Linked DNA regions of Homo sapiens: region 2 is linked to region 1. Evidence: chromatin loops called from intact Hi-C (ENCODE). Cell type or tissue: breast epithelium. All regions are shown on one strand.

The links. A loop is a pair of places that touch in the nucleus more often than their neighbours do. Peaks named below come from ENCODE experiments on the same cell type or tissue, not always from the same donor. Only the 100,000 strongest peaks of a DNase experiment are listed, where the experiment ranks them.
Region 2: it touches region 1 in a loop (16-fold over the local background); 1 of 110 quality-filtered maps calls a loop at or near these places.

What each region holds. Positions count from the first base shown.
Region 1 is chr12:115,550,793-115,555,792 of GRCh38, forward strand. All of the region lies in intron 1 of LOC105370003 (a long non-coding RNA gene), which reads right to left. Among named protein-coding and RNA genes, the nearest start is that of LINC02463, 330 kb to the right of the region's middle. In breast epithelium, no CTCF peak of the experiment used is centred here; DNase peaks (open chromatin) are centred at 2,724 and 3,109.
Region 2 is chr12:115,614,089-115,619,088 of GRCh38, forward strand. The region is part of intron 1 of LOC105370003 (a long non-coding RNA gene); the gene reads right to left. All of the region lies in intron 2 of LOC105370002 (a long non-coding RNA gene), which reads right to left. Among named protein-coding and RNA genes, the nearest start is that of LINC02463, 270 kb to the right of the region's middle. In breast epithelium, no CTCF peak of the experiment used is centred here; no DNase peak of the experiment used is centred here.

The DNA.
Region 1 (5,000 bases):
TCTAAGGGGGTCAGACAGCAGAATCAAGGAAATAAAGTAAAACATAATTAAATCAGATCCGGAAAAAGGGAAGTTATGAAAAAAATCAGTAAAAAGTAAAGCATTTGAAAAGAAATTAATTTTGATGTTTTCAGATACATAGTGGTAAGCTTATAAATTGTTAGGAAAAAAACTACAGTTTAATAAGCAAAATAGATTTGTTTTTCTTTTGAGACAGGGTTTCACTCCTGTCATCCTGGCTGGAGTACAGTGGAGTGATCTCGACTCACTGCAACCTCCGCCTCCCAAGGCGCAAGCAATTCTCCTGCCTCAGCCTCCCAAGCAGCTGAGATTACAGGCATGTGCCACCATGCCCAGCTAATTTTTGTATTTTTAGTAGAGATGGGGTTTCACCATGTAAGATTAATTAAAAAAAGAAAAAAAGACCATTCACACTAGGCTGCTTTGCAGACCAATGTATCAAGGATGACGTTCCAGGCTGGACTTTAGGTCTCTGAGTAGTTTGCAAGACACTTGGTTAGATTTTTTTTTTTTTTTTTTTGAGACAGAGTCTTGCTCTGTCACCCAGGCTGGAGTGCAGTGGCACGATCTCGGCTCACTGCAAGCTCCGCCTCCTGGGTTCATGCCATTCTCCTGCCTCAGTCTCCTGAGTAGCTGGGACCACAGGCGCCCGCCACCATGCCCGGCTAATTTTTTGTATTTTTAGTAGAGACAGGGTTTCACCTTGTTAGCCAGGATGGTCTTGATCTCCTGACCTCGTGATCCACCTGCCTCGGCCTCCCAAAGTGCTGGGATTACAGGCGTGAGCCACCGCGCCCAGCCTGATTTTTTTTTATTCTATAGAAACTCTACTCACTTCCTACCAGTAACATTTTTAAATCACGGTTTTGAATTAAGTACAATTCAATTGAAAAATCACAATAACACCAGTTTCAGAGTCTGTACAGTGGGGAAAATACTTTGTAAACAATGACTGTTGCTTCGTAAATGCCTGTGAGTAGCTCAGATACATTTGTCTTATGCTGACTGCCATTCAGTTGTTAAAAAGGTTCCAGAATCTATGCCAAAAACTGGAAAAGTAAGCCAAAGGGTGCAGCGGATATGCAAGTGAGCTTGTGTGGCCCTCATCATATTTTTAAAATTAGTTATCAGTACTTATTTAGTTTTATTTTTTTATTATTATTTTTTTAAACAGTTTTACTCTGTCACCCAGGCTGGAGTGCAGTGGTGCGATAGGCTCACTGCAACCTCTGCCTCCCAGGTTTAAGCAATTCTCCTGCCTCAGCCTCCCAAGTATCTGGGATTACAGGAGCCCGCCACCATGCCCAGCTAATTTTTGTATTTTTTGTAGAGATGAGGTTTTGCCATGTTAGCCAGGCTGGTCTCGAACTCCTGACCTCCAGTGATCCATCCGCTTTGGCCTCCCAAAATGCTGGGATTACAAGCATGAGACACTCCGTCTGGTCAGTTATCTATATTTACATATTAGAGGAGGTTCATTAAAATCCAGCTTTACAGCATCTAAACCCACATCCTCTTACGACAAATGCTGGCCAGAACTCAGTAAGGACTTCCCCTCCTTCCAGGGCATGTGGCTTCTGTTTCTCCAGGATTCAGTGCTCCCTGTTTATTCTGTGCCCAGCCTGTACCAGGCATTTACAGTACTTGCCTGGCTCCTACGGGCATGGGGTTGAGATTCCTACGCTGAAAATGATGACCACCAATTTCTTAAAATCCTATTGGTTGAAACAGAGATTTATTTACTCAAGTGACCTATAGGAAAAGTGAGGGTTTTTTTTGTTTTGTTTTGATTTTTTTTAATACAAAATGGAACCTGGGTTGGCCAGGTGCGGTGGCTCATGCCTGTAATCCCAGCACTTTGGGAGGCCAAGGCAGGTGGATCACTTGAGGTCATGAGTTCAAGACCCACCTGGCCAACATGGTGAAACCCCATCTCTACTAAAAATACAAAAATTAGATGGGTGTGGTGGCAGGTACCTGTAATCCCAGCTACTTGGAGGCTGAGACAGGAGAATCGCTTGAACCCAGGAGGTAGAGGCTGCAGTGAGCGGAGACTATGCCTCTGCACTCCAGCCTGGGCAACAAGAGTAAGACTCCATCTCAAAAAAAAAAAAGTGGTACCTCGAACCAATTAGCTGCCTTTTCTTTTGCTCTCTCCCCTCTCCCCAGGTCCCCAACCTCTCTATCATGCATCTCCACTTCTCTCTGTCTCTTGGCTATTTTTTCTCCTCTTATGAGGTCAATTTCTCCACAACATCAGTTGTCAGTGGCCCAAAATGGCCACTTTGATCTGACATCTATTTCCTGGTCTTTCAAGTTAGCTTTCACAGCTCCCCTGGCACAGTGTCTCATTGTCCCAAATCCGATTTGATGAAACAGGAATTGCATTGGCATCGTCATCTATTCAACGCAGGCCAGTCAATTTCTGGTCACAGTTGCTGGTCACTCAATGAATCAAGGTGTCTGGGGCCCTGCCCTAATAACAAGAGAATATTCTATGGCACAAAATATGGCCGCTCAGGGCACCAGGGATTCTAGGCAAGACACACTTCCTTCAAGGGTAGGCAGGACTTGACCACCTCCCAAAGCCCTCACCCCTGCACCAATAAAGCCACCAGCTTCCAAAACAAGGTCCCCAGTCTTAAGTGATTTGTCTCTCTGCTCCCACAAGGTGTGGCCTGACCAGGACCTGGCTTCCAGAGAGCAGAGTTATGGACAAAGGAGTCATACCTTTACTTGGCCACCGAGTCCTCTGCCACATGCACAAATGGAAGTAGTTAGTTTCTGTAATGAATTTGTAACGCTCCTTTGCTTGTTTCCTCTCAGTGCCTGATGGCCTTTCAAAACAGTGTGAATCCACTGAGAACCATAATTGTGCTGCTTGTTAGCCAATCTAGGCGTTCATGTCCACTGCATCCCCTGACCCAGACAAGCCGCTGTGCCTCCTCTGAAGTGGCCATAACAAATTTGCTTTATTGGCCTGAATTTGGGAACTCATGTTATTTGCCTTTGAGATAGAACAAAGAGACTCTCTATTTTCTCTGGCTCCTCCCACCTTTGAGATGGCCAAGAGCAGAGCATGTTTTCCAGGTTTCAGTTCACCCTGCAGAAACAAGGAGATTCTAGCAGTGTGAGAGGTAGACAGGTCTAATGGTTAAGTACACAGGACCCGCCTCGTATCCCAGCTCTGTCACATTCATGCTGTGTGGCTTTGGGCAAGTGGTTTCACCTCTCTGAACTCTACTTTCTTCATTGGTTCAGTAGGGAGAATAATACCTCCTTGGTTTGTTGAGAGGATGAAGTGAGAAATGTAAGCAGCCCACATGGCATGAGTTGATGTACAAATATTATTTATCTTTCTCTCCTCCTCAGCAAATATTTATGGACCACTTGAAATGTTCATAAGCTGGGTGCCATATGAAGAAAAGTTGAAGCAGCTTAGCATTCGTGTTGGGCCCCATGGCTCTGCCAATTTCTGGCTGTGTGTCTGGGCCAACTGACTTCACCTCTCTGAACCTCACCTTTGATGGATGATGGCAATGAAACCCACTTGTTAGGTTGGTCGTGACCATGTCTGCTATTTGCACCATCATGTTTCCCATCCCTGGCCAGAGCTAGGAATGTATCAGTTGACTCAATCTGTGTGAGGGCCTCAAAGTGTGGATGAAAATTTTCTAGGACAGAGAAAAGAGGATAGGTGTTTCTAGTGGAGAGGATAGGATGAGAAAAATCACAGAGGCAAATGTACCTGGTATCATAAAGAAATGCTGATGGGTCTGGCATCTTTAAGGCTGCAATTTGTTATCCTTTTTGGGGGAAGCTTAGCGATGGACTTTTGCAAAATCAGATAAAGCTGTCAGGACCTTCCCAGAGGTAGACACACAAGGTTTAGGTGTAGACTTTTAAGAAAAGTTGTCAAAGAAAAAATACAAGTGATTCAAACACCTACATGTTCAGGGGCAGGGGAGACAATGAAAAAACATAGTGTTTCAGAGAACCTATATGTAATGCTTCTTCCAAAAATGTAATAATTTGGGGAATTCTTTAAATTTTTTCCTCTAAATTCTTTAAATTTTACTGGCTGCAATGAAATGCAACCATGGGTGAGATTTCTCAGAAGAAAAACATACCATTGTTTCAAGTAGATAAGGAAAGCCATTTGGGCTGGCCTACCCTTGTTGAAATATAGGACTCACAGTGGCCTGGTCATGCTGCCTCTTTGTCGTGTTTGTCCCCTCTCGTTGCATTTGCAGAATTCATAGCTGTCCCTAGGTACTCTGCCTGGATAGGAAAAAAGATCACCGTCCACTATAGATTTAAGTACAAAACTGCAGCCTTTGTTGTGATGACCAAGTAAGGACTACCAATCCTACTGACCACTTCCGTGCTTCTCTGAGTTGAACAGAATACATTTGACCAATAAGGCTAGTTAAGAGTTCCACAATGAATGGTTGAAGCTGGAAGCAACATTAAGCTGGAAAGTGAGAAGGTAGTTCATGTGCTAATGGCAATTAATTTATGTATATATTTGTACTAATAATGTCAAATTAGACTGTGGTGGGCTAGCATGGAGTCACAACTGGCATTCAAATTGGTTACATCCTTGTGAACTGATTGTATTTCAAGATTCGAGCAATGATCAGCAAATAAACTTTTTCTACAATTTCTTGTATGCAAGCAGGACAGTTTTTACTTTATTAAAAAAAAAAAAAAAAAGATTTCCCACCCCCTCCCCCCGCCCAAGGGCTTTGCCTTCCCCCCAGGAGTGTCCCAGGTTGAGGTTTTGAAGCCAAGGACTATAACATGAGGCAGGAAGGATGGGCTGGAACTGTTTGCTGAGGACTTAGGCTTCATGGTGAAGGTGCAAGACCATGGGAGGTTTATATGGGGACAGCAGCCAGTAGTTGGGCTAGAATCTCTCTCCTTCTCTCTCTCAGTCTCTCTCTCTCTCTCTTTCTCAACCCACTTCTGTGGGCCTG
Region 2 (5,000 bases), 63 kb after region 1:
TTAATAACAGCAGCCACAGGAAATTAACGCACCAGGTCACACTCTTAACAGCCCGAAGTGCAATGCCCCTGCTTGCATTTTATTGGCACTGAGTCATTTAAAACCCTGGAGCACCAGACAAGTTCTTTTTTCCCTGCTAGAGCAAGATACTAGAAGGCATCCTCAATATCCATCACCTCCATTGAGAGGTGGGGTTAAGTGGCGTCAGTAGCTTTGGATGTAGGAACAGCTGGGGTAAGAAAAGTAATAATCCACATTTCAGCCTTGTCAGCAGGACTGCTTCTATCCCCAGTCTCAGTGTCCAAGGAGTAGATGGAAGGGAGAATTCCACGTTGTCACAGTTGCCTCCACGGGATTACTCCGAGGCTACCTGGGGTCTTTGCCCACCACCTCAGAGTCCCCAGACGGAGAGGCGCCTTGCCACCCTGTCATCTGGGTCCCCTGGTGAATGGAGCCTGGCGTCAGGCCTTAATGGGGTAATGAGTTGGAGGCGTCGGAAACAATGAGTTCAGCTTGTTAAAAGGACAGGGCTGGCACCATGAGGACAGAGGGACCACAGCTGGAGACAGAGAAATGGGTCTTTGGGGGCCTGGTGGTGCCTCTGTGGGCCCCAAGGGGGCTGGGTGGCTGGGCTACCACTGGCCCTGTGCCTCTTAAAACCCATTACTTGCTGCCTTTGGCTTGGGAGCTGGGAGCTGAGCGTTTCATCAGTGCAGATTGGACCCAGCGGATCAATGGCTCAGTCTATGGGCTTTTCCTCCCCCTCCCCTCTGCCTGTCCCCCTTCCTTAACTAGATGTGGGCGCCAGACCCACAACAGGTCCTCAGGAGTTGTCAGTCAAGGGCTATGAAATATTCATCTTCTTTAATCTTCTTCAGGGACCTGCCCAGAGCCCTGATGGGGGCAGAGTAGTCTTGATAAACTTGTAAAGACTGGAGAGAGGGGAGGGGAGGGAAGGGAAAAAGAGGGGAGGGAGCTGAGGGCAGAGATACGGCAGAAGTCCACTGAAAAGCAGCCAGGGCCCCTCTTCCTGATGCTTTCTCCAAAGACACGCATTCAACCAGCATTTCTGGAGCACCCACTGAGCACCCACAGTTGCTGAACGCATTTGCATCCGTGATCTTGGTGCTCCCAAACCTTGGCTGGCGATGCATCTACCTTTCCATTTTCACAATATTCATGTATCACCTGAAATATCAGTATTTTTTTCTTTAGCCTCACATTAAGTAATAACATCAGTGAAATCACAGTGCTGGTTATATATTTTTGAAAAAATACATTTATATATTGTAAATAATATACAAATATGATAAACCTAGAAATGTATGTATAAAATGCATTCGGTTTTTAAAAATTGCCTAGATACAGGTTCCGTCCTGGAGCACATATCTTAATTACTCTTCACAACATCTCCAAGAAGAAGGCATTATTGCTTCCAATTACAGAGAGGAAACTGTGGCTCAGAGAGTTGCAGTGACTTGCCAAGGTCACACAGCAAGTAAGGGACCCATCCTGAGTTCAAACCCAGGTATTTAAACTATAAACACAAAAATAGCTTTCTGAAAAAAAAATCACTAGTTTTCAGGACATTTAGGTAAAACTTATTAACTAGAACTTCTACCTTCTGCTTTGCACTTTTTAGTAAATTGCGACCCTTTGTTTTGATGTGAAATTATACAGCTTTTTAAAATGTGTGTGTGTGTGTGTGTGTGTGTGTGTGTGTGTGTGTGTGTGTGTGTGTGAAACAGTGTCTGTCACCAGGCTGGAATGCAATAGCTCACTGCAACCTCGACCTCCTAGGTTCAAGGGATCCTCCCATCTCAGCCTCCTGAGTAGCTAAGACTCCAAGTGATGCCCCCATGCCCAGCTAATTTTTAACGTATTTTTCATAGAGACAGGTTCTCACCACATTACCCAGGCTAGTCTCGAACTCCTGGGCTCAAGTGATCCTCCTGCTTCGGCCTCCCAACACGCTGGGATTACAGATATGAGCCACCACACTTGGCCTCATGCAGGTTTTGATTGGAGAAGCCCTTTCTATGTCAATATCCTGCAGAGTTTCAGGAAGTGAAAAGTCTCAATGACTATTTCTAAGCGAGTACACAAGCAGCCAAGAAACCTGGGACACTCAAATTCTTTGTTCCCCCCTACCACACCCCATCATTGGCTTGATCATCCAGTTCTGCACAGTGTAATCCCCCTAGCATTCCCTCTGCAGTTTGACCATCGCGCCTCACTCTCCACGGTCTAAGCCAAAGCTCTCTGTCTCACCTGGGCACCTGCAGCAGCCTCTTGAACCTGACCCAGCTTCCTTATCTAGACGTGAGCACCAGGCCCATCACAGGTGCAGCATTCTCTCTGTGCATTCTCCCCATGATGGCCAGAGTGACTTCTAAATGTAAGCCGAGTCACAGCACCCTTCAACTCAAAGCATTCAAATAGGGTCCCATCCCATTTAGAATGAAATCTGAACTCCTGCCTGGGTCTAGGGCAGCAGCCCTGTCCTCCCCACTGACATCACCTCTTGACTCCCGGCACCCCTATCCCTCATTGACCTTGCGGGAGACCCACTCTACTTCCATCAAACACTGCAGGCCCCACTCCTGCTCTGGGACCCTGCACTAACCCTTCCCTCTGTCTGGAAGGCATTTCCCCGAGACTGTCCCACCACCAGCTCGCTAGTCTTCCCTCTGAATACCCTAATCCCGAAACTCCTCCCCAACCTGGTATCAGATAATGTACCACACCAGGCTTTATCTGAGAGTCAGGAGAGGAAATTCCAATGACTGTTTTTTCCACTGACCTTGGGCAATTTTTTTTTTTTTTTTTTTTTTTTTGAGATGGAGTCTTGCTCTGTCCTCCAGGCTGGAGTGCAGTGGCATGATCTTGGCTCACTGCAACCTCCACCTCCCGGGTTCCAGCGATTCTCCCGCCTCAGCCTCCTGAGTAGCTGGAATTACAGATGCGCGCCACTACACCTGGCTAATTTTTGTATTTTTAGTAGAAACGGGGTTTCACCATATTGGCCAAGCTGGTCTCAAACTCCTGACCTAGTGATCCGCCCGCCTGGGCCTCCCTAAGTTCTGGGATTACAGGTGTGAGCCACTGCACCAGGCCTGACCTTGGGCATTCTTTTTGTCCTTGGTTCTCAGTTTCCTCCCCTTTAAAAGGAGGTGATTGAACCTCCATAAGTTCAATGAATTAGTCCGAATTCTCCAGGAAGCAGACTAAGACAGGATTAAACATTCAGGGGTTTTATTAGAGGAAGTGCCAATGAGAAGGAAAATAAAGAGGAAGCCTGACCAGGCTGGAAGAGTTATCAGACCTTGAGTGAAGGGGAGAGGGGAACAGAAGGTTTGGGGGGAGAGTCTTAACACAAGGACAATGATGATGGGGCATTCTCACACCCAGGTCAGCCATGCAGGGAGGCCCGGGTCTCTAGGAATCGGCAGGCCCGCCTTAGAGCCCCTACGCGTACACTCATTGGCTGGGAGCTTCCCTGGAGGCGTGGCCTTGGCTCAGCCCTGTAGCTGGGGCTAAGGTAGGTGCATCACTTATGGTCTCCAGAAGGGGGTCCACAAGGTGTGCACTGGTGGCCTCCACTGTCCCAGATGGTCCCATGGAAACAGTAACCTTAAGGCGCACTACAAATTATTGCTCTGTGTCACCTTCTTCCTCTGTAAAACAAGGATAACAATGCTAAATGGCCTGCCTCCCATACCCGTGAGGCTTGAATCCAGGTACTGCATTATAAAGACAAGGTGTTACGCTTGCCAGGACGTGAGCCCCCTTGGTGCAGGGATAGTTTTTTAGTCTTTGCCTCTCCACAAGAGCAGGACGAATTGCAGGCTACTGAGAGATAGGACAGCACGTTGTTCTCCATAGCGGGACAAATGCAGGCTACTCAGAGAGGAAGGAGAGCATGGTGGTTAAGAATCCAACCTGCCGTGTGCATTGCTGCTGGGAATGTAAAAAGGTGCAGCCGCTGAGGAAACCAGTGTGGAGGTTCCTCAAAAACTTAAACATGGAATTATCACTTGACCCAATAATTACTTTTAGCTAAACACCCCAAAGAAGAGAATGTAGGGATTCGAACAGATACTTGTACAGAAATGTTTGTAGCGGCATGATTCACAATAGCCAAAAGGTGGAAACAGCCCATATGTTCATCAACCGATGCATGGATGAACAAAACGTGGTCTATACACACAATGGAATATTATGCAGCCTTGAAAAGGAAAGAAATTCTGATATATGTTATAACACGGATAAACCTTGAGGAGGTAATGCTAAGTGAAATAAGCCAGGCACACAATGATGAAGACTGTATGATTCCACTTATAAGAGGTCCCTTATAAATTCAGAGAGACAGAAAGTAGAATGGTCGTTACCAGGGAATAGGGGCGAGGGGAATGGGAAGTGCGTGTTTAATGGATACAGAGTTTCAATTTGGGGTGATGAAAAAGTTCTGGAGATGGATAGCGGCACCTGGAGGGGCACAGCAATGTGAATGCACTTCATGTCACTGAACTGTACACTTAAGATATTTAAAATAGAAAATCTTACGTTATGTCAGTTTTACCACAATTTAAAAAAAAAATACAGAATGAGGCCCTCAGAGTCAGCCCACCTAACTCAAATCTCAACCTTACCATTTCACACAGGAGTCAACCAAGGCAGGTGGCTGCTCCTCACCGTGCCTCCATTTCCCCATCTGTAAAAGGCGGGGAGTGATATCCTGGGTCATAAATGAGATGATGTCTACGGAATGCTTAGCGGACCATTCCAGGTGTCAGTGTGCAATCAATAAATGTGTTCCATGATGCTAATCAGGAGTGGGGAGGACCACATGGGTGGTCCCAGGTGTTCAGGTGGCCTTGCATTGTAGTGGACTGCAAATGCTCTCTAACCCTTCCAACCACAGTGATTGACATTCTTCCCCACAACTACACAGACAGCTCCTGGTAAGTGGAAATTTTCCAACTGTTGGAGAGTCCCTT